Linked DNA regions of Homo sapiens: region 1 is linked to region 2. A link is a loop called in an ENCODE intact Hi-C map of the cell type or tissue named here. Cell type or tissue: endothelial cell of umbilical vein. All regions are shown on one strand. Each heading gives the region's core, and the rest is flanking DNA. Links, peaks and the distances in the headings are about the cores only. Region 1 overlaps NLK (nemo like kinase). Region 2 overlaps LINC01992 (long intergenic non-protein coding RNA 1992).

Region 1 (10,277 bases), core at 2,772-5,271, 190 kb after region 2:
CACCCACATAAAATAAGGCAGTAAGATGCTGGAGAAATGTTCCAAGAAGAGGGACAACCACCATAACAAAGCCCCTGAGGCAGGAACAAGCATGGCATGTTGGAGGGAAGGTATGTGATGGAAGACGCTGTAGGAAATGAGGTCAGAAAGTGAGAAAGAACCTGGCCATGGTGACATGATAAAGCCTTAAGATTTTATTCTAAGTGTGATAGAAAACTTAAATGAAGGTTTTGACCAAAGGAATACTAAGATTTGATTGATGACATTTTAAAAGATCACACTGACTACTGTGTCTTTGTAAATAATTAATGCACTTGACCAGACAGAATTATTTCTTTTATGCTTTTTCTACAAAGAATTTTTACCTAATATGTTAGAAACTATATCTGCTTTTATCAACATTTAAATTTTTCTATGCTATACGTTTTAACTGTCTTTTTTAAAGTTTACATCTTAAAAATTGATTCTGGTGTTAAAAAAATTATGTACATATAATACTTAATCTAATGTTGGGTACTTTTGACAATATTCACTTTTCAATTTCTTCAGAAAGTAAAGTTTAACAGACTTAACCTGTAAGACTATCATATCTGGACATAAGCTGTCATAAAATGGATGTGACTACTACCTTGCATACAGAAAAGCTTAAGTAAAAAATAATAAGGAAGTATTCAAATCCTATATATGGAACAAGAATCTTGAATTGCTGCTGCAAAAAATATGTGAGGGAAAGTGTGAAGCAACTGGACTGGAGTTCAGATATCCCTTTGCTAGAGAAATACATAGATCTTCAGTTTGGCAGTCTGACATAGCCACTGCAGGAGAATTCATGTCTGTCTAATTGTTGGTGTGTGTTGGGGTGAGAAATGAAGATCTAAAATAGGAAAAGGCTCTAACTTCTAATGGAAGTCATTATTTCCTGTTGTATTTTCTCTGTATCTTTGAGATTTAATTACCCTGGTACTAGCAGACATCATAAAAGTGTTTCTCATGTATGGATCTGACCCATTTTAGACAACTTTCTGAATGTTTCAGTTTGTTTTTATAAGCTAGTCATTTCCTTCTGCCTTTAGTGTGGTTGTTAGAGATCCAAAAGTATCACCTACACACTTTTCCCAAAAAGCTTTGTATAGAGATCTTTATTTCTGTGGAAAGCAAGCTTCTCAAGTATCTCCATTAACCTGTAGGGTGTTGATGCTGATGGCTACCCCATGGTTTAGATAAGTGCAGAAAATAGTGCTTTATATTCGGCAAGCCCAGAACCAGGAAAAGAAGTGTTCTCTAGGTAAGAATTTCCCATCCTGGAAGGATCCAAATGAAATGTTATTGCTAATTAGGTTATGAAGTTAGAACAATTGTGACACTACAGAAAATTGGTAAGATAGTTTGCTACCCAAAGACTTGTTTGCAAGAAGACTGTTTTATTGGTCTCTTTTATTGTGTCCAGCTAGCTAAATGTGGTCTTATGTGGTGTCATATTTTTCTAAGTGTCACAGTTTTCTGCCAGCGTAAGAGATTTCTAGCATGACTAGAATGTAAAGGATGTGTACTGGCCCAAGCATGGAGAGCTTAGCTTTCATTTCAGGTGTGAATATTTTCAGTATTTATTAAATCACAGGTGTCTGATTTGTGGATTAGCACCTTGGTGAGCCTGAATCCATTTGAAGCATCAGAATCCATTCATTAACTGTTTGGAAAGAATAGTCATTAGGCATCAACAGAAGAGGAGTTCAACTTTGCAAAGATCTTAGATGCTATGGTATCAAGAAAACAGGACAGACATGCAGACTCCCAAATTGCTATAGCCTTAGAATGTCATGCTTATCAAAACATATTTTCTATATTTCTATCATATAAATAGGAACTTTTAAATAAATAAGTAGGAACTTTTAAATAATAGGATAAATAGGAACTAAATAATAGAATAAATAGGAATAGGATAAATAGAAATAGGATAAATAGGAATGGAATATATAGGATAATCCTATATATAATAAATAATATGTTAAATAGGAATAGGATAGATAGGAACTTTTAAATAATAAATAGGAATAATAACAGGAATTTATTTAAATTCCTTTACATGAGGAATTTATTTAAATTCCTTTACATGAGGAATTTATTTAAATTCCTTTACATGAGGAATTTATTTAAATTCCTTTACATGAGGAATTTATTTAAATTCCTTTACATGAGGAATTTATTTATTTTAAATTCCTTTACATGAGGAATTTATTTATTTTAAATTCCTTTACATGAGGAATTTATTTATTATAAATTCCTAGAAATCTTTTTTAATAGGCCAGAAAGTGAAAGTAGGGGCTCCTGTCAGTTAATCTAGAGCTTGTCTTAAGGTTTTTTCCCCCAGATTTGGTCCACTTCTCTAAGGCTATGATTTAAGAGTAATGAAAAGTTATTTCCATGAGATTACTATCTATCTGTATTTTATTTCCTTGTAGTTGGATTTGATCACGGATCTGTTGGGCACACCATCACTGGAAGCAATGAGGACAGCTTGTGAAGGCGCTAAGGCACATATACTCAGGGGTCCTCATAAACAGGTGAGAGGAGGGGGGAATCTTTTTCTGGTAACCATCTGTTTGGGCAAGATTTCCCTTCCAATAGAGTAATCTATTAAGGATTTTTAAGCAAATGTATTATCTGTAGGATTTTTTTTTTTAACATCAAGGTCCTAAGTAAGAAAATGTTCAATATTTGTCAAACTGAATAAAATCTCATTCCTAATGCCGTAGGAGAAAGTGCGTGTTTGTGTAGCTCCTTTGCTAATAGATGACCCTTGGCTTTGTGTCTCCTGATTTATTGGTGTCTATGGGAAAAATTACTGGAGATGGAGCTTTGACCTCAATGCCATAACCTACTACATGTATATCAAGATGTCCTTTCCAAATACTGAGCCAAAATACCTCGTATTTCTTATTCCAGCCAGGACTGTGAAGCTGTTGCTATTGCACTCTTGCCACTAACACAGAATCAGATGTGAACGTTGTTAGAAAAGAAGTATGAAGATAGATTGCCAGATTTGCACTCATCAGTATTACTTGCAACTAGCCAAGTCACTGCTGAGAAAGACAAAATGGTTTTTTATCTCCACCTGTTGATTTAGCAACAGTTTTTACAAGCACTTCCTTATCTCCTTTGGACAGAACAGCTTAATGATGTGAAGAGTGAATAAGGGGAATACTTTTCCTAGGAGCAACAAATTAAAACAGAACAGATAAGACTTGAACAGGATGACCCAGCAACAAATTTTCCTGAGTTTTGGTTTCTTTTGAATTGGACGTTTAGATTATCTGATTGATGGTACCAAATGACAGAGTGAATTTGACACTCCTCCTCTCAAACTGTCAGCCAGACATTTGCAAAGGGAAGGTGGCAAAGGGAAGACCTCACCTTCCCTTTGCGGTTCTCTCTTTGTAATTCTAGTGTGACTCCAGAGCTTTTGTTGTCACAGGCATAAAGGGCAATGAGGTAAAGTGTGTTCTCTTCTAAAACCAGCCCAGGCTAGTAAATAGAGATGTATGCTTGTATGTTAAATAGCCCTCTGATGGTTACATGTTTCTGTTGCATTTGGTTTAGAACTGTAAAATAATATGAGGCCCTAACACCTTGAGAAGAGCACAGTAAGTCTTAACCTAGAGGAAAGTTCTATATTATAGAAGGAACTAACAAGATCTATTATGTTCCATTTATTGGCCAGCATCAGGAACATAAAACTAATTTACTAATGCCTCTTGGTAAATGTGTCCTTAGAAGTAGCAAAATAATTGTCCTCTTTCACTGACTTCATTAATTAGTAAATCTTGCCTGGTTCAAGGTAAACAATAATGAAGAGTGAAGAAGATCAGACACCCTTATGCTACCCTTCTGTCTCTAGAGGAGTTTTAACTGTTGTTAATGGTTGCTAGTTAATTAATCATCTGTGTCAAAGAGTTGCTAAACAGCAGCCTGAAGAACAAGGTTTCCTGAGGAGTTTCCTGTCTGCTGTCTAGATAGAACGGCTGGAAAATGTAACCTACTGCACCAAAAGTCACTGTGCACTGCTCTGAGCATTCCTGGCAATTGAGTACTTTTTCTGTGAAAATTTTAAAAATCTGTTAGTTGTAAAAACCTAAGACTTTCCATGAAATAAAAAAAGGGTAAATATATTATTTTGTAAAGCAAAAGAAGAGGAAAGGAAAATCCAAAGTTCCACTATTATTTAACTAGTTAAATAGGTTGAGATGTCTAAACAAATCATTTCTTATATATTTTGCTATTAATTGGCCTCTTAACAGTAATCCCTTTGCTTATCACTGAGTTTAGTGATGACCTTAAGGGAGCACTGTGGTAAAAGTTAGGGGCAGCCCTTTCCAGTCTTGGTGTCGGCATATTTTGATTTTGAAGAGAAGACTGGTGGAGTGAAAACTAGTTAGGAGGCCATTTCCGCTTAATGGCTAGATGCACTTTGCAGAGACTTTAAAGTCTTTAAACGGCTTTTATCCACTGCTTGAAGTGGTCTCCTTAGGCAGATGTTCATGGTCTTTTAGCACTAATCCAGCTAGATGTGTATAAAGTTATACCAACAATACATAATTGAATGTAAATAAACCTAGCATATTGCCTGCTTCCACTTTTCCTCCAGTATGGAAATTCAGTTTTTGATCTATGTTTGCTAGTTGATCTTTATCATCGCTACTCTCATGAGATGTCAACAGGTTCTTGAAGCTCTTTACTTAAGCCACCAATCAGATTCTACCTTTTCACTTCCCACTCCCTGCCCACTCACCAACCACATGATGCATATCCTGTGTGCCTCTTGTTGGCCTATTAGCAGCTGCTTGAAGGTATTGCCATTCATGTTATAGCTATTTACAGCTGAGGTTGGAAGACACCTACACACGATTATATTTGGTATGTAGCCACCTGGATTTTTTTTTTTTTTTTTTACTTTAAAAGATTAATTTGGTCTTTGGAATATACAATATAGCTTATGTTTTGGTACATCATGACTTTTCTGCAAAATGTATAGGGTTTAGCTTAGTGCTCTGCACAGGTTATGTACTCAATTTATAACCTCTGGACTGTAGTGATTAAGAGTGTAGTGTCAGCCGGGCGCGGCGGCTCACACCTGTAATCCCAGCACTTTGGGAGGCGGAGGCAGGCGGATCACGAGGTCAGGAGATCGAGATCATCCTGGCTAACATGGTGAAACCCCGTCTCTACTAAAAAAATACAAAAAAAAAAAATTTAGCCAGGCGTGGTGGCAGGCGCCTGTAGTCCCAGCTACTCGGGAGGCGGCAGGAGAATGGCATGAACCCAGGAGGCAGAGCTTGCAGTGAGCCGAGATCACGCCACTGCACTCCAGCCTGGGCGACACAGCAAGACTTCGTCTCAAAAAAAAAAAAAAATAGTGTAGTGTCAATCTCAGTTTCACCATGTTGCACGTGTTTTGAATGGTGAACTGGGAGTTGTACAATACGGTTTTCAGACAGATTGAGTATGAATCCTGGCTTTACTAGTACCTCCCTTTGTGACTTAGGCAGATTATTTAACCTCTGTGTATATCAGTTCATTCATCTGTAAAATGGTGATTAAAAATGGTTTTACCTCATTAAATTGTTACAGTGAGAAAAGAGCTAATGCATGTAAGGAGAACATAGAATAGTGCCTGGCACATACTAAACATTTAATAAATATTAACCATTAAAGTTATGACTCTAAAATAGCAGATAAAGCTTGTGACTTCTAAAAATTATACATTGTGATCAAGTGGGGTTTATCCCAGTAATGCAAGGGTGGTTCACCTACAGAAAATCTATTAATATTTTATAACAGAAAAATCTATTAATATTTTTAACACCTTAAGCAAGAAAAATCATGTTTATCTCAATTGATGCAGAAAAGGCATTTGATAAGCTTCAGTTTTTTTTATGCCTTAACATAAAGGATCTTTACGAAAATCCATAGAAAAATTTGGGGTGAATTTCTTTTAAGCTTACAAACAATACAGTGAACTGTATAACACTTTACATGAAATAAAAATGTGTGCACACAGAAGGAGCCTCTGGCTTTTAGAAAAGACTCCTAGTAATCCTCAGTGATGCTGCTTAGGCCAATTGGGAGGTCTTCATTTGGGGGTCTAACTGGGGCAAGTTCAATCTCACTGTATTTATTTTAAATTACTTAATATAGGAATATTAGATTGATGGTGTTTAAACTCATGAAGAATACTTCTAAAAATTCAATACAAGTTTTTGAGTTTGGACTGAGAAAAACTAAGCTTCTTTCAAGTAGTTTTCATTTAAGTAATTACTCAAAGTTAGACATAAATTATCATTTTTGTTCATAATTTCTAACAATAATTAGAACTTTGCTATGTGCTGAACACTTCTTATATACTAGCTCATTAAATTCTCACAATAACACTATAATGTACCATTACTATTCCTTTTTACAGATGGGAAATGGAAGATTAACAGAAGTTAAATAACATGCCTAATGTCATAAGCCAGATGTTAAAATTAGGTTTCTTTAACTCTAAAATCTATGTTCTTAGCTAGTATACACTGCCTGGCACTTACATATTCACAGCAGACTTATTAAAATTTCATTTGTATATCTGCAGGTAATCTGTGAGAACATATAAAATAAAATTAAAATTTTACAGCAAGTTAGTTATCTGCAACTACCACCCCCAATCCTAGTCTTGTCTGGATTAACTTGAGAATATCTTTCCGGATATATATTCACATATTTATATTCATTTATTTACATATATTTGTATAAATAGAATATGAGACTTTTAAAAACACACAAATACAATGGGCCCTTAAGCAATGCAGGGGCTGGGGTGCCAACTCCACCCCCCTAACCCCCTGCCTACAGTTGAAAATCCATGTATAAGTCGATTAACACATTTTGTATGTTTATATGTATTATATACTGTATTCTTAAAGTAAGCCAGAGAAAATAAAATGTTATTAAGAAAAATTATAAGGAAGAGAAAATAGACTGTTTGTAAGTGGATCATCATAAAGGTCTTCATCCTCATTGTCTTCATATTGAGTAGGCTGAGGAGGAAGAGAAAGGAGGGGTGGCAGAGGCGAAAGTGGTGGAGGAGGTGGAAGGAGAGGCAGGCACACTCAATATAATTTCTATTGAAAAAAATTCACATATAAGTGGACCCATGCAATTCAAACCTGTGTTGTTCAAGGGTCAACTGTATACATATACAGAAGGAGAACCTATTTGACTGTCATCTTAAAGTCACAGATTAATGTGTCAAATTAATGTATTTGTGTTGGTTAATATAAATGCTTCTATGTGGCATGTTTAGTCAAGACTCTTTCCAGTGAAACTTAGTTTAAACTGGCTTAAGCGAAAAAGGGAACTCTTAAAGGCTCATAACTGAAAAATCTTGAGCTACAGCTGACTTCAGGCCCTGTTGGAATTCAGGTTGTGAGATGATCTTCCATGCCAGGAATCTGACTCTCCTCTGCTCCGCTTTCCTGTGTTCTGCCTTCATTTTCAAACAGGATTTCCCCAAGTGTTTGCAAAGATGGAGCCAGCAGTCCAGGCCTACATTCTATTACCATAACAATCCTTCTGGAAAGAGCTTCCTAAATAGCTCCAGAAAAAATCTTTGAAAGACTTTTTATTAGGAATGTGTTTGGCTATAAGTAGTAGAAAATTATAGTGGTTTAAGAAATAAGATACATGTTTTCCTCATATCAAGAGGTTTCCTCCATAGTCTGGAGCAGATAGAGTAGCTTACTTGTGTCAAGGATCCAGCTTTTTCATTTTCTGCCCTGCCATCTTTAGAATGTTGCCTGCATACTATATGGTAACTTGTCACCATATGACTGTAGCTTGTCCAGAAATCACATCGATATTCAAAGCAAGAAAATGGAGGAAAGAAGGTGCATTAGCAGTATCTGTTCCCTTAATCGGGAAAGCAAAAGCTTTCCTAGAAGCCTGCTTAGCAAACTCCTGCTCATATGTCATCATCCAGAACTGTGTCATATGTGACCTCCTAGCTGCAAAACAGGCTAATAAAGTGAGTATTTAGCTTTTCTGTTCTATATAATAAAGTCAGATAAGGAAAAGAGGGTTGAGGGTATATATTGGGTTAGCCATCCCATTGTCTGTCCCTTGCCTATTTCAGACCATGTGTCCATCCTGGAGCTGGTCATGGTGCTCAGGAAGGGTATCATTTGATTGGCCAGGCCTGGGTCAGGTGCCCATCCTTAGGAGTTGGGAGATTGCAATCAAGCCTAATCAAACCACTTGGTTTGGGAGTGAAAGGGGGTGGTTCCCTAAAGGTCAGGGAATCCTGGGCAGAATAAAACACTGTGTGATGTTTCAAGTTTATTATCTCTTTTCTACAACTCAAAATCTTGAATGAAGGGAAGTATAGCTGCCACAGCCCACGTATCTATTAAAGAAGATAGTTCTTCAACTGACCTGTTGATAGGATTGAAAAGTCTATTGTCAGCTCTTAGTCCTCTTGTTCTTCTCTTATAATTAGGTTTAGGTCTTCAGTTTTCCTCAGTTTGTTCCCACCTAATTGTGTCAGAAATAGATAACAATATTTTTGCGAAGTGAAGATAGTCCTGTCTCCTGACAGGAACCATATCTTATATTTAACAGACTTTAAGGATCTTAGAGAGTTCATTCAGTTCAAACTTATTTTATAGGTGGGGATTTATGTCACCCCAGAGTGCTTACTATTGTGTACTCACTGTGCATGCTCACTTAATGTTACTGACTGATCATCACAGCTTCTTTACTGCCAGCTAAGGTCTAAAACTTACATGTAGTTGAATGAAAACTAATAGGAACGTCTGCTCGGGACACTTGCACGGTCTAGCTGACCCTGCTGTAGCAACCAGCATGCTGCAGTTAGCTTATGATGACTCTGGCATATCATTTAGGGCCACTCACCCAAGTCCAGAAGCTCATCTTTGCTTCATTTAATTAATCATAGTCATTAATAGAGAACTCTTTATACCCCTTCCTGTCCTCATGATTCAGCACTGGCACCCACTCACTCCCACATTGCTAAGTTACTTATAAACTTGCAGAACAAACAGAAAATGGAGCAGTTTATTTTAAAGGAGGAAATTTAACATGTGTGAATGTTAGGAGAATTGGCAAAAATATTTCCAAATGAGATGTTTAGGGCATATTTTTTTTTTCTTTTGAGACAGGGTCTCGCTCTGTCACCCAGACTAGAGTGCATAGCTCACTGCAGCCTCAATTTTCCAGGCTCAAGCAATCCTCCCACCTCAGCCTCTCGAATAACTGGGACTACAAGCACATACCACCCTGCCTAGCCTTTTTTATTTTATTTTATTTTTATTTTATTTTATTTTAAGAGAGAGGGTCTCCCGGCTGGGAATGGTGGCTCATGCCTGTAATTCCAGCACTTTGGGAGGCCAAGGCAGGCAAATCACTTGAGGTCAGGAATTCAAGACCAGCCTGGCCAACATGGTGAAAGCCTGTCTCTACTAAAAATACAAAGAAAGTTAGCCAGGCATGGTGGCAGACACCTGTAATCCCAGCTACTCGGGAGGCTGAGGCAGGAGAATTGCTTGAACCTGGGAGGCAGAGGTTGCAGTGAGCCAAGATCGCGCCTCTGCACTCTAGCCTGGGTGACAGAGTGAGACTCAAACAAAGAGACAGGATCTCTCTAAGTTGCCTAGTCTCAACTTCCTGGGCTCAAGCAGTTCTCCCACCTTGGCCTCCCAAAGGGTTATGATTACAGGCATGAGCCACCGTGCCCAGTTCTAGGGCATATTTCTAAGCATTCTTGGTTTTTTTTTTTTTTTTTTTTTTTTTGCTTATTCAGATTGATTCTATTGCACTTAAGAGAAATGTAAACTTCTTGTTTGTTGCTGATATCGTGGTCCAAATGGTTTTAACCTAATGGCTGGTGAGTTAGTGGGAAGAAAGTGAACTTAGAAATGCAGTATCTGTAGCACTTCGTCTTTCCTGTGGAGCCAATGCTAGAAACTAAAATTTTAATCGTTGTCTTTCTGAAGAACCATTGGCATGAATAAACTGACACAGAAAAGGAGAAAGTATGTAATATGGCTGTTCTAGGCTGAAATGATACTTTTATTTTTATTGTATTTGTTGAGGTGTCCTTCTATAAAGAAAGGTGAAATTTGGTGGAGGGAGAAAATTAAAATTTCAGGTAGCCTTAACATCACTCATTTTATTTTCTTCAGCCACTCATTCCATACCCAGTTGTCTTTAAAAATTCTGCCTTTTAA
Region 2 (10,277 bases), core at 5,213-7,712:
ACTATCAACTGACATTCCTGTTGGAATTATCCTCATTTGTTAATGATGTGAGTTCTTCTTTGGCAAATTGGATAGCATTGATTCATAGTCTGATTTTGTCAAATCATGGTTGAATTGAAACCATAGTTATGGCTGGGGAAACAAGATTTCAACAAAGGTCAACAAAAGCACTGTGAGAATCAGTTGGCTGTGTGAAATTTACAATAAAGCATTGTATAGTTTACTCTTCTTTGTAATTTGGGTGCTTCACATCTGTATTAGTCAGATCAGACGGCCATAACGAAATATTATACCATGGATTGGGTAGCTTAAACAAGAAAAAGTTATTTTCTCACAATTCTGGAGACCAGAAGTCCAAGATCAAGGTTTCAGCCAATTTGGTTTGTGGTGAGGGTTCTCTTCCCAGCTGGTAGATGGGCCGCTTTCTCTTTTGTCCTCAAGTAGCCTTTCCTCAGTGTGCATACGCTTGCACATGGGCAGAGAGACCCAGCTCTCTGGAGTCTCTCCTTATAAGGACACTAATCCTTTCAGATTAGGGCCTCACCCTTATAACCTTATTTAACCTTAATTACTTCCTTAAAGTCCTCATCTCTGAATATAGCCACATCGGGGGATAGGGCTTCAACATAAGAATTGGTTGAGGGGGCAGCAGATACAAACATTCAGTCAATAGCAACATCCTTTCTCTCTGTAAAATATCTAAAAATTTATAATAAACAAATGATACAAAAGTTATAATAAACATTTTTTTCTGGAGAGCCAGTTTTAAAATATTAATGATCACCATCTTTTAGTCATCTTTATTTTCTGGACAGGGTAGGTCCTAGCTGATTATTAGGGGGAGGATTCCATTGCCCAGAGTGAGCAAAACTGGATGAGCAACTCCCTGGCAGAATTCTGTCTTACCAGGCTGATTTTGTTCGAATGTGCTGCCTGTAACAATAGTATCTTTCCCACGCTTGTAATTCGTCCTCCTGCGAGTAGCTTGGTGTACTTCCCTAGGCAGAGAGTTGTCCTGAAAGTGGCCAAACTTGCTGACCCAGGGCCACACCAACCCTCCCAATTGCTCACAGTCTGTCCCTCTTTCCTTACAAGTTTACCAGGGCACGAAAAGCAGGCAACTTCCTACTGAATCTCTCCACCAGAACAGGACTGGGGAAGGGACCTCCCTTTCTCATCAGAGGTCCAAGGCAGCAGTACAGCATGCTAATACCCAGAGGCAGGCAGTGCTACAGTTGGGCAGTCTGGTCAGTGGTGACAGTGCAGGCCACACAAGGCCTTGAGTTGGAGGAGCAGAGGGTCTTTCCAGAGCAGTGGAGATGATGTAGGACTGGACTTATTCACAAACTCGATGACTCTCAGATATGCTGGAGAGGAGAGATCAAGTCCTGCAGTTGCTCAGGTAGGGCTATCCAGCAGCAACTTTCTGATCTAACTATTTATGAGATCTCATTTGCACCTCATTTGTCAAGCTTCACCTTCATTCTGCAGATGAGAAAGCTCATTTTAGGAGAGGAGATGACTCAGCCAAAGAGGTCACATGGTGAATCAGGGTCCAGTGGTGTGGATGTGTCTGTTTCATTCAGCCTCTGCTCTGGGCAAGCTTTCTCCTTTAAATGAGCAGAGGAAGCATCAGCTCCGTGCATAGAAACATGCAGAGCCAGCTGGCATGTCTGCGAATCTGCATCTGTGCTTCTCCCAGACCTTTCAAAGGTTCTGGGGATGAGAGTGCAGGGTGAAGGCACTCCAGAAGGACTATGCTGGTAACTTGCCCAATGGCCCACTGTCATCGCCTTGACTCATCACCCACCTGTTTCATTTGTCTCTGTCTGGGAGCTTAACTAGAGTCCAAGTTCCTATAGGCAGGGAACATGATATGCATGGGCTCCTGAGCCAGAACTGTGTTCAAATATTGATGCTGCCACTTACTAGCTATGCCACTGGGCAAGTCCATTAAATGGAAAAGGAAAGATGCAAAAATTCGTTGAGGGCCAGGATGTGGTAGCTCACACCTGTAATCACAGTGCTTTGCGAGGCCAAGGATTGGCCTCCCAGATTGAATTCCAGATTGCTGAGGCCAGGAGTTCAAGACAAGTCCTGCAATATAGCAAGACCTGTCTCTACAAAGAATAAACAAAAAATTAGCTGTGCATGGTGGCACGTGCCTGTAATCTCAGCTGCTTGGGAGGCTGAGGCAGGAGGATCCCTTGAGCCCAAGAGTTTGAGGTTACAGTGAGCCATGACTGCACCACTGCACTCCAGCCTGGGTGACAGAGCAAGACCCTGTCTCTAAAAAAAAATTTTGTAACATAATGAATGCCTTTTATAAGTTAGGATTTGTTTTACTTGTAAATGACTGAAACCCAACTCAAACAGGATTAAGCAAAAAAAAAAAAAAAACAGTTTATCGTTTCAGCAATCAAATGATCCTGGAATAGACCTTATAGGCTTCTGGTGAGGCTTGAGACCTTGTAGACTTCCAGGGGGCTGAGCAATGTCCTCAGGACCCATTTTTGCTCTCTCCATCTCTAGCCTCCACTTTTTCGGTGTTGGCTCCATTGTGGGCTTTCTACTCAGGGTAGAAAGGTGGCTGCCTAATCTCCAGTTGTGTATACATGTGCTGCATATACCAACTGTCAAGCTCCCATCCACTGGTAAGGAAAACCAGTCTCTTCCCCCAAAACACTCACACAAATCCTAGGCTTCACTTTGGACCAATCTAGGTCATGAGTTGCACCCCTGAACCAACGGCTGTGGCTAGGGGAATCCAGAGCACTGGTCAGCCACGCTTGAGTCACTTGCTCACCCCCTGGAGTGAAAATGAAGCCTGGTCCAGAGCTCACAAACTACAAATGCGGTATGGAGAGGTTTCACAAAGAAAAAGAAAGAAACTATTACTGAAATAAGGTACAATGGATTCTGGGTAGCCAAAAAGACAACAAATGTCTGCCACACCTACTATCTACCATGCTCCTGGTACTTTTTTTTTTCATTAAACTCTTGCAATGGTATAACTTAACCTTTCAGAATCACAGTTTCCCCTTTTTAAAATGAAGATAATGATACCTAATAAGACTAGCTACTACTTATCTGGTACTTTCTAGGCACTGGGCTAAATGCTTTATGTATTCCAACTCATGTAATTATTTATATCATAAGATTATTGTTGGAAATAAATTAAAATAGATGACATAAAATGTCCTAGGCATAATACCTGATACATAATAGGTGATAAATGTTTAAATGCATTTTATTTTATCAGTCACTCAAGCACAGTATTAAGCACCTAACAGATGCTTATTTTAAAAGATGAACAAATTAATCTATGTATGAAATTATTTCTGCATTTACTTATTTATACTCTACCTAGTTGCACAAAGGATTTGATATACAGGATATGCATTCGATAATATAGCACAATATAAACAGGTAAATAAAATCAGGACCAAGGAATGTGTGAATTAGAATAGAATAATAAGATAAGGGGAAAAATAAAATGCATTAATGGATGTCATGGATTTAGTTTTTGAATTTGAGGCTTCGAGTTTCCTGGCAACCAAAGAGAAAAGGGAAAACCCGTTGGCTGCAATACCACAGTTCAAGAATGCAAAATAAAATCATTCCTCCAGGAAGATAATTTAATGCATTGGCTTTTGAGATAAAGGAATTCTTGTTGGGCAGTTGGGGTAGTGGGGACAGGGACAGATACTGAAAAACTGTATTTGAGGTAAAAACAGTAGTTTTTTTTAGCACAGGAAGTAATTGGCAAAAAAGCACCTAATCTTTTGTGGGGCAAATGCCTGATGTACTTTTGATAACAGAATGAGGTGCCACTTTAGGCCTCTGATACAACAATCAAATCCCTTGAGGTGAAATGCCTCCCACAGCCTTGGGGGGGATTTCCCTCCAACAGACGCCATATTCAGAGGGGAGGCAGGAAGCTAGTCTCCAGAAAGAAGCATACCCTGCAGACCTGACTTCCATTCTCAAGAAGAGACCCAGGAGCTGTTCTCCCTGAGGCCTAAGGAGGAGAAACCAAGGGGGTTTTCACCTGGCAGCTCCCCTAGGCAGGATAACTCTTCTCAGCTCCAAGGTCCCTGCCTGCAGCCGAGAAAGAGTTAATTGCAGTGACCCAAATCTGCAGTCCCATTTTCAGCATGCTGAAAATTACTTTTTAATCCTGGCTTTTAGGGCTTGCCTGGGGAGCCATCTGCTGCACCCTCCCCCACCTCGGGCACACAGGATTACTCCCACCTGCCCGCCTAACTTGCTTTTGTGGGGCCTAATTCTGCTCCTGCCCTTCCAGATCATAGTAATTTGGAGGATGACAGTTTCATTTGTGGCGTAGGAAGAGAGCAAAGATTTTAAAACAACAAAAAGCAAGGTCTTCCAGCCCAGATTAAATAGAAAACAATTTGAAAGGTCAGAATCCACAGAGGTACAGGTCTGGGATAATCAGACCCCCAGCCTCAGCCATGCCATGCCATCTGTTGCAGGCATCTGGGGCTGGGCAATGTAGCACTTGGTTTTATTCTGGGTTCCAATACTTAGGGGTCATAGGGTTCCAAAAGTGGGTGATGCACCCATGACTCAGCTTGCTCCATCCAAGGAAATTGAGCAGAAGTCCCTAAACTCCCACTGGAACAAGACCTAGAGATTATGCCCTAGTCTCTCAGTCCTTCAGCACCTCTCTAGACCAGTTTAGGGAAGCCCCCTACTGTGTGCCTTGGTCTGCACCCTCAAGGACCTAACTGTGCAATGGAGGAGAGATGAGTCATAAAGAGTACCCAGTGGGATATATGCTACGATGGGGCCTTTGACCTGAGCCTTGAAGAATAAGCATTCACCAGATAGACAAGGTGAGACAGGACCTTCTAGAGAAAGGGAATTGCATGGACAGAAGCCAGAGATGGGATGGTGCTTCTGAGGAGGGTACAGGAAAAAAGGGTCTCACCTACATGGCTGGTGGAAGTTATCAGTTCCATGGGTACAACCTCTGAGAAGCCAATCTAGCAATAATCTTTGAAATTACAAACATACATATCCTTTCACCCAGAAATTCCGCTTCCAAGAATTCAACTAGCAGATATACTCCCACGTATGCAAAATGGCATGCTTACAAGTTATTCAATGCAGCATTGTTTGCAATAGCAAAAGGTTGAAAATGACCTACACGTCCACCAACAGGCTGGTCAAATGAATTCTAGGACATTCATACAAAGAATACTCTGCAACGGGAAAAAGAATAAAGTAGTTCTTTATGTTCTGGTAGGAAATCATCTCTAAGAGTGTTGTTCGTGATAAAAAGCAAGGGAAGTAACCAAATGCAATGTGTGGACCTTACTTGAATTTTGATTCAAACAAAACAGCATTTGTTGAGAGAGAAAAAAAATCAAGGAAATCTGAATGCTGACTAGGTAGCTTATGGTATTAAAGAATTATTGTTTTCTTTTACATGTGTAGAGGTTGTGTTTTTTCTCAGGTAATTTTCTTTTAGAAATATATGCTGAAGAATTAATAGATGAAATTATATGATGCCTGGGATTTGATTTAAAATAATCAGGGGGAGAGGGAGAGGAAGTGAAGATACAAAAAGATTGGCCGAGTGTGGATCATTGTTGAAGTGGGTTGATGGCTATATGGGGGGTTCACACTGTTTTTTCTACTTTTGTGTATGTGTGAAATTTTCCTGCAATAAAAGCTTCTTAGAAAGCAAGGTGCAGACTGGTGTATTTAATATGCTGCCACCAAAACTAAAAAGAGAAGACTGGCCGGGCACGTTGCCTCATGCCTGTAATCCAGCACTTTGGGAGGCTGAGGTGGGCGGATCACGAGGTCAGGAGTTCGAGACCAGCCTAGCCAATATGGTGAAACTCTGTCTCTACTAAAAATACAAACATTAGTCGGTCGTGGTGGTGTGCGCCTGTAGTCCCAGCTACCCAGGAGGCTGAGGCAGAAGAACCACTTGAACCTGGGAGGCAGAGTTTGCAATGAGCCAAGATCACGCCACTGCACCCCAGGCTGGGCAACAGAGTGAGACTCTGTCTCAAAAAAAAAAAAAAAAAAAGAAGAGCAGACCCTCACCAAACAAGTGTATATATATATATGTGTGTGTGTGTGTATATATATATATATATGTATATATATGTGTGTGTATATATATATGTGTGTATATATATGTGTATGTATATATGTATATATATGTGTATATATGTATATATATATGTATATATAGAGAGAGAGTGTGTGTGTGTATATATAATGTATATAATATATATATACATTACGTATATATGGTATATGTATGTATATAGATATATTGTGCATGCATGTGTGTGTGTATGTGTGCGTGTGTGTATGTTGAATGAATGAATGTCCTCCTGGGACCTATCAGGCTATCTTTAGGAATACAGTTAGTTTAAAAAATAAGTATTACATAATGTGAAAAATGTGGGAATACAAAGGAGGAAATGAATCATCTTTAAGGGGGAGAGGGGCTGGTTGAGGAATGTTGCTGGAGAGGAGATGACGTCTGAGCCGCATCCTGAAGGGTGTCAAGGAGCTTGGCAGGTGAGGAGTGTGAGTTAGGAGTCAAGCATTTTGTACTGAGGAAAAAACAAGAGCAAAGGTCAGAAAATTTAAAGAATAGAGTATGTTTAACTAAAGACACTGCTTTTGTATTATTATCAAATCATACTATTGTCTTATATGGAGAACTTTAGCCACGCCTCTTCAATTCAATTCAAAGGGATTTATACATCCACACATACAAAAACAGTAGGAACAATATACTTGCCTATTTGCTTATATACTTATAACAAATCTCTGGAAGAAAACATGCAGCTGCTAAAACTGTTTGCCTCCAGGAGGGTAGACTAGTGGCTGGGGGACAAGAGTAGGAAGGAGATTTTTTACTGTTTTATTTTTTGTATCTTTTGAATTTGGACCCAAGTAAATATATTATCTTAAACAAACAAACAAAAAAGGCCAGGTGCAATTGCTCATGCCTGTAATCCCAACACTTTGAGAGGCTGAGGCAGGCGGATCACTTGAGGCCAGGAGTTTGAGACCAGCCTGGCCAACATGGCAAAACCCCATCTCTACTAAAAATACAAAAATTAGCTGGGCATAGCAGCATGCACCTGTAATCCCAGGTACTTGGGAAACTGAGGCAGGAGAATCACTTGAACCAGGAGGTGGAGGTTGCAGTGAGCAGAGATCACATCACTGCACTCCTGCCTGGGCAACAGAGTGAGACTGTCTCAGAAGAAGAGGAAGGAGAAGGAGAAGGAGAAGGAGAAGAAGAGGAAGAGGAAGAAGAAGAAGAAGAAGAAGGAGAAGGAGAAGGAGAAGGAGAAGGAGAAGGAGGAGAAGGAGAAGGAGAAGAAGGAGGAGGAGGAGGAGGAGGAGGAGGAGGGGAGGAAGAGGAAGAGGAAGAGGAGGAGGAAATTAAACAGAGTGAGACTATCTCAATAGAATAAGAAGAGAAAGAAGAAGAAGAACAAATTAAGCAGAGTGAGACTGTCTCAATAGAACAAGAGGAAGAAGAAGAAGAGGAAGAAGAAGAAGAAGGAGGAGACAGAAGGAGGAGGAGGAGGAAACTAAAATTAAACAGAGCAAGACTATCTCAATAGAAGAGGAAGAAGAAGAAGAAGAAGCAGCTAAAATTAAAAAAAAAATAAGATTTGGAATTACAGAGAACAAGCCTGAGTAGCTTGGGTAAGTTATTTACCTTCTATGTCTATGAATTTCTTTTCCTATCCATGGAATGGGGACAATGACATTAGTATCACCTCATAGGAGTGCTGTGGTATTAAGTGAAATAATGTACTAGATAAATGTATTAAATAATGTATTTAAATACTAATGTACTACATTAAATAACATAATAAATTATTCACAGAAGGCACCTTTATAAACACCAGCTGACATTAATGCAAAGCCAGGACTCAATCCATGACTCTGATCCCACGTTCCAAGTTCTTCCCGCTCAAAAGGTAGTCCACCTGACTAGCCCTCAGGCCAAAGATAGCAAAAGGATCAGTGGGATCTCTCTGAAGCTTAGCAGCAATGGCCTTATGGGTTTTTATTGTCCATGGTCAGCTCTGCCAAGAAGCACACACAAACATTTCTCATCAGCTCATGGATATTTTCACTGGCCTTGTCTGCTCCATGAAACAACCTTTGGAGGTCAAATTGATGAAAGGTGTGGTCTTGCCTGTAAGACCAGGATCGAGTCTTTCCCTCTGAGACAAGTGGTTCTTCCCAGAGCTGTTACCAGGCATCTAGGTCCACTAGCAGAGAACCCTGGCCTAGAAGTCAGAAGGTTTGTGGCCCAGGCATCGGAGTCAAGAGATCTTAGACACTACTGGCAAGGCATATAGCCTAAGGTGTATACCTTAACCTCACTGGAGCTCAGTTTCCTCATCTGTAAAATGGGAATAAAAATGCCTGCCCCAGCTATCTCTTAGGGCTGATATGAATAATTAATGAAAGAGATATGCGAAATTAAATTTTCTAATTTAGACTCTAGATTATTGGGGTCTTCTTCAATCCTTTCCACCCAGGCAGAGTCTTTGGTTCTACCAATATGTAAGTTTTAAAATGTGATCAAAGGAAAGCCAGAGCTATCACCTTGAGGTTCCTGAATCTGCCCTCCTCTCCTCTATCAAAGAGATTATAGCACACACAGGCGGGTAGGGAGGATCCTAAGCACCATAAATACATGTAGGCAATATCCATGTCTTTCAAATGTTTGTCCTTGGTGAGAGCTGCAGCTGTCTTTTAATATGGCTAAATGAAGTAGGGGAAAATCAGAAAAATGCAAATGAGATCCTTATTTTAGGCAAATCAATCTCAGCAATGCTCATATCTGATCAAGCTTATCTTTAGGACGATCATTAGGATAATGGATTAATGTGAAAGTTTATTTTTACCCTGTCTGCTCTCACTCCTTGAAGACCCTTCAGACCTCATCTTGATTCTGCCAGACACCCCAGGAGGACGGGAACTCCTTACCAGTCAGTTTAGTCCCCAGCATTCATGTTGGGGCGGACTCTGGCAATCATAGGGTTCAGCTCACCACAAGGTCACCCAGCACCACACTGCCCCCACCTTTCATCATGTGACCTGAGATAGCTGCAGCTACCCTTGGACTCCAGGGGTTTTATTTAGGAAGTCCCAGAAAAAGATAAGAAAGATATGTGGGAATTTCTTTACAAGGAGGCCTTTGAGAGACCTGAAGTGTGATAAAGAGATTAAGAGAATAAGCCTTGAAGTCAGGCAGCCCTGGTTGAATTCTAGCTCTCTTACTTACTTGCTATGTGACCCTAACTTCCATTAGCCTTGGTTTCCTCATCTGCAGAATGGAGATCTTATTTCCATCTACTTAACTGGGGTGTTGTGAGATCTAAATGAGAATTGTGTCCATGCAGCACCTAGTGAAGTATCTGACATGGGGTAAAAATGAGAGCTACTGAGCACTTAATAAAGCACTGTCCCAAGTTCTTTCTATGTATTAATTTAATACCAGCAATAATCTTATAATATGGGTGTTATAGCCCCCTTCTTTAAAAAAAAAAAAAAAAAAGGAGGAGGAAAAGGAAGGCCTGAGAAATTGAGTGACATAGCCAAGGGCCAAGATTTGAACCCATGGCTCTAGAGCCCACCGCATCACTCCTACCCTACAGCTCTTGCCAACTTGCTGGCAAAAATGGAGAAGGGTCTTTTGCTCGCACGGAAGCTGGACTTGTAGTGAACCCCTCTAGAATTCCATGTAATTAGAAACAGAGGGCACCAGTTCAGGAAGAAAGAAGCAGGTAAAGGAGAAGGCACAGGGGCCCAGAGCTTTCACTAGGCAGGAAAGAGAGACAGGCAGCAGGATCCTGTCCACAAGCAGCCATCCCAGAGCCATTTTCTAGAAGGGACACCCCCTACGCAGAGCCCCTGACACTGCTGTCCTGAGCCTGAAGCCCGTCTAAGGCTTCTCTTCCCTGCATATTGAGAAGGGGGCTGGAGAAACATCCTGGGGCTCTGCAGAGATGAAAGTCACGGCACACCCTCAAAGCCTTTCTCATTTTAAGCATTAGATCACTTTGTATCAGAGCCACTTGGAGATGAGAAAGTGGGAGTCCGCCTTGGGGCAATGGTATCTGAGTCTGAGTCCAAAAATGTTTGCCTATAGATGTAAAGAAAAGCCCAGATTATTAGAAACAACATAGCAATTAAGACAAAAGATTAGGAAATTCAGGCCTGTTTCAAGTTCCAGCTCTAACACT

The links. A loop is a pair of places that touch in the nucleus more often than their neighbours do. Peaks named below come from ENCODE experiments on the same cell type or tissue, not always from the same donor. Only the 100,000 strongest peaks of a DNase experiment are listed, where the experiment ranks them.
Region 1: a loop joins it to region 2, with 10 times the contacts of the local background. A loop is called at or near these places in 1 of 110 quality-filtered maps.

The regions. Positions count from the first base shown.
Region 1 is chr17:28,170,058-28,180,334 of GRCh38, forward strand. NLK (nemo like kinase) reads left to right here. Exons shown (of 11, transcript NM_016231.5): 7 at 2,460-2,561. Among named protein-coding and RNA genes, the nearest start is that of NLK, 130 kb to the left of the region's middle. In endothelial cell of umbilical vein, for the core only: no CTCF peak of the experiment used is centred there; DNase peaks (open chromatin) are centred at 3,314 and 3,894; H3K27ac peaks cover 2,080 bases.
Region 2 is chr17:27,973,753-27,984,029 of GRCh38, forward strand. All of the region lies in intron 2 of LINC01992 (long intergenic non-protein coding RNA 1992), which reads right to left. Among named protein-coding and RNA genes, the nearest start is that of LINC01992, 13 kb to the right of the region's middle. RefSeq lists enhancers at 1,351-1,645, 2,873-3,002. In endothelial cell of umbilical vein, for the core only: no CTCF peak of the experiment used is centred there; DNase peaks (open chromatin) are centred at 5,309 and 6,539; H3K27ac peaks cover 2,155 bases.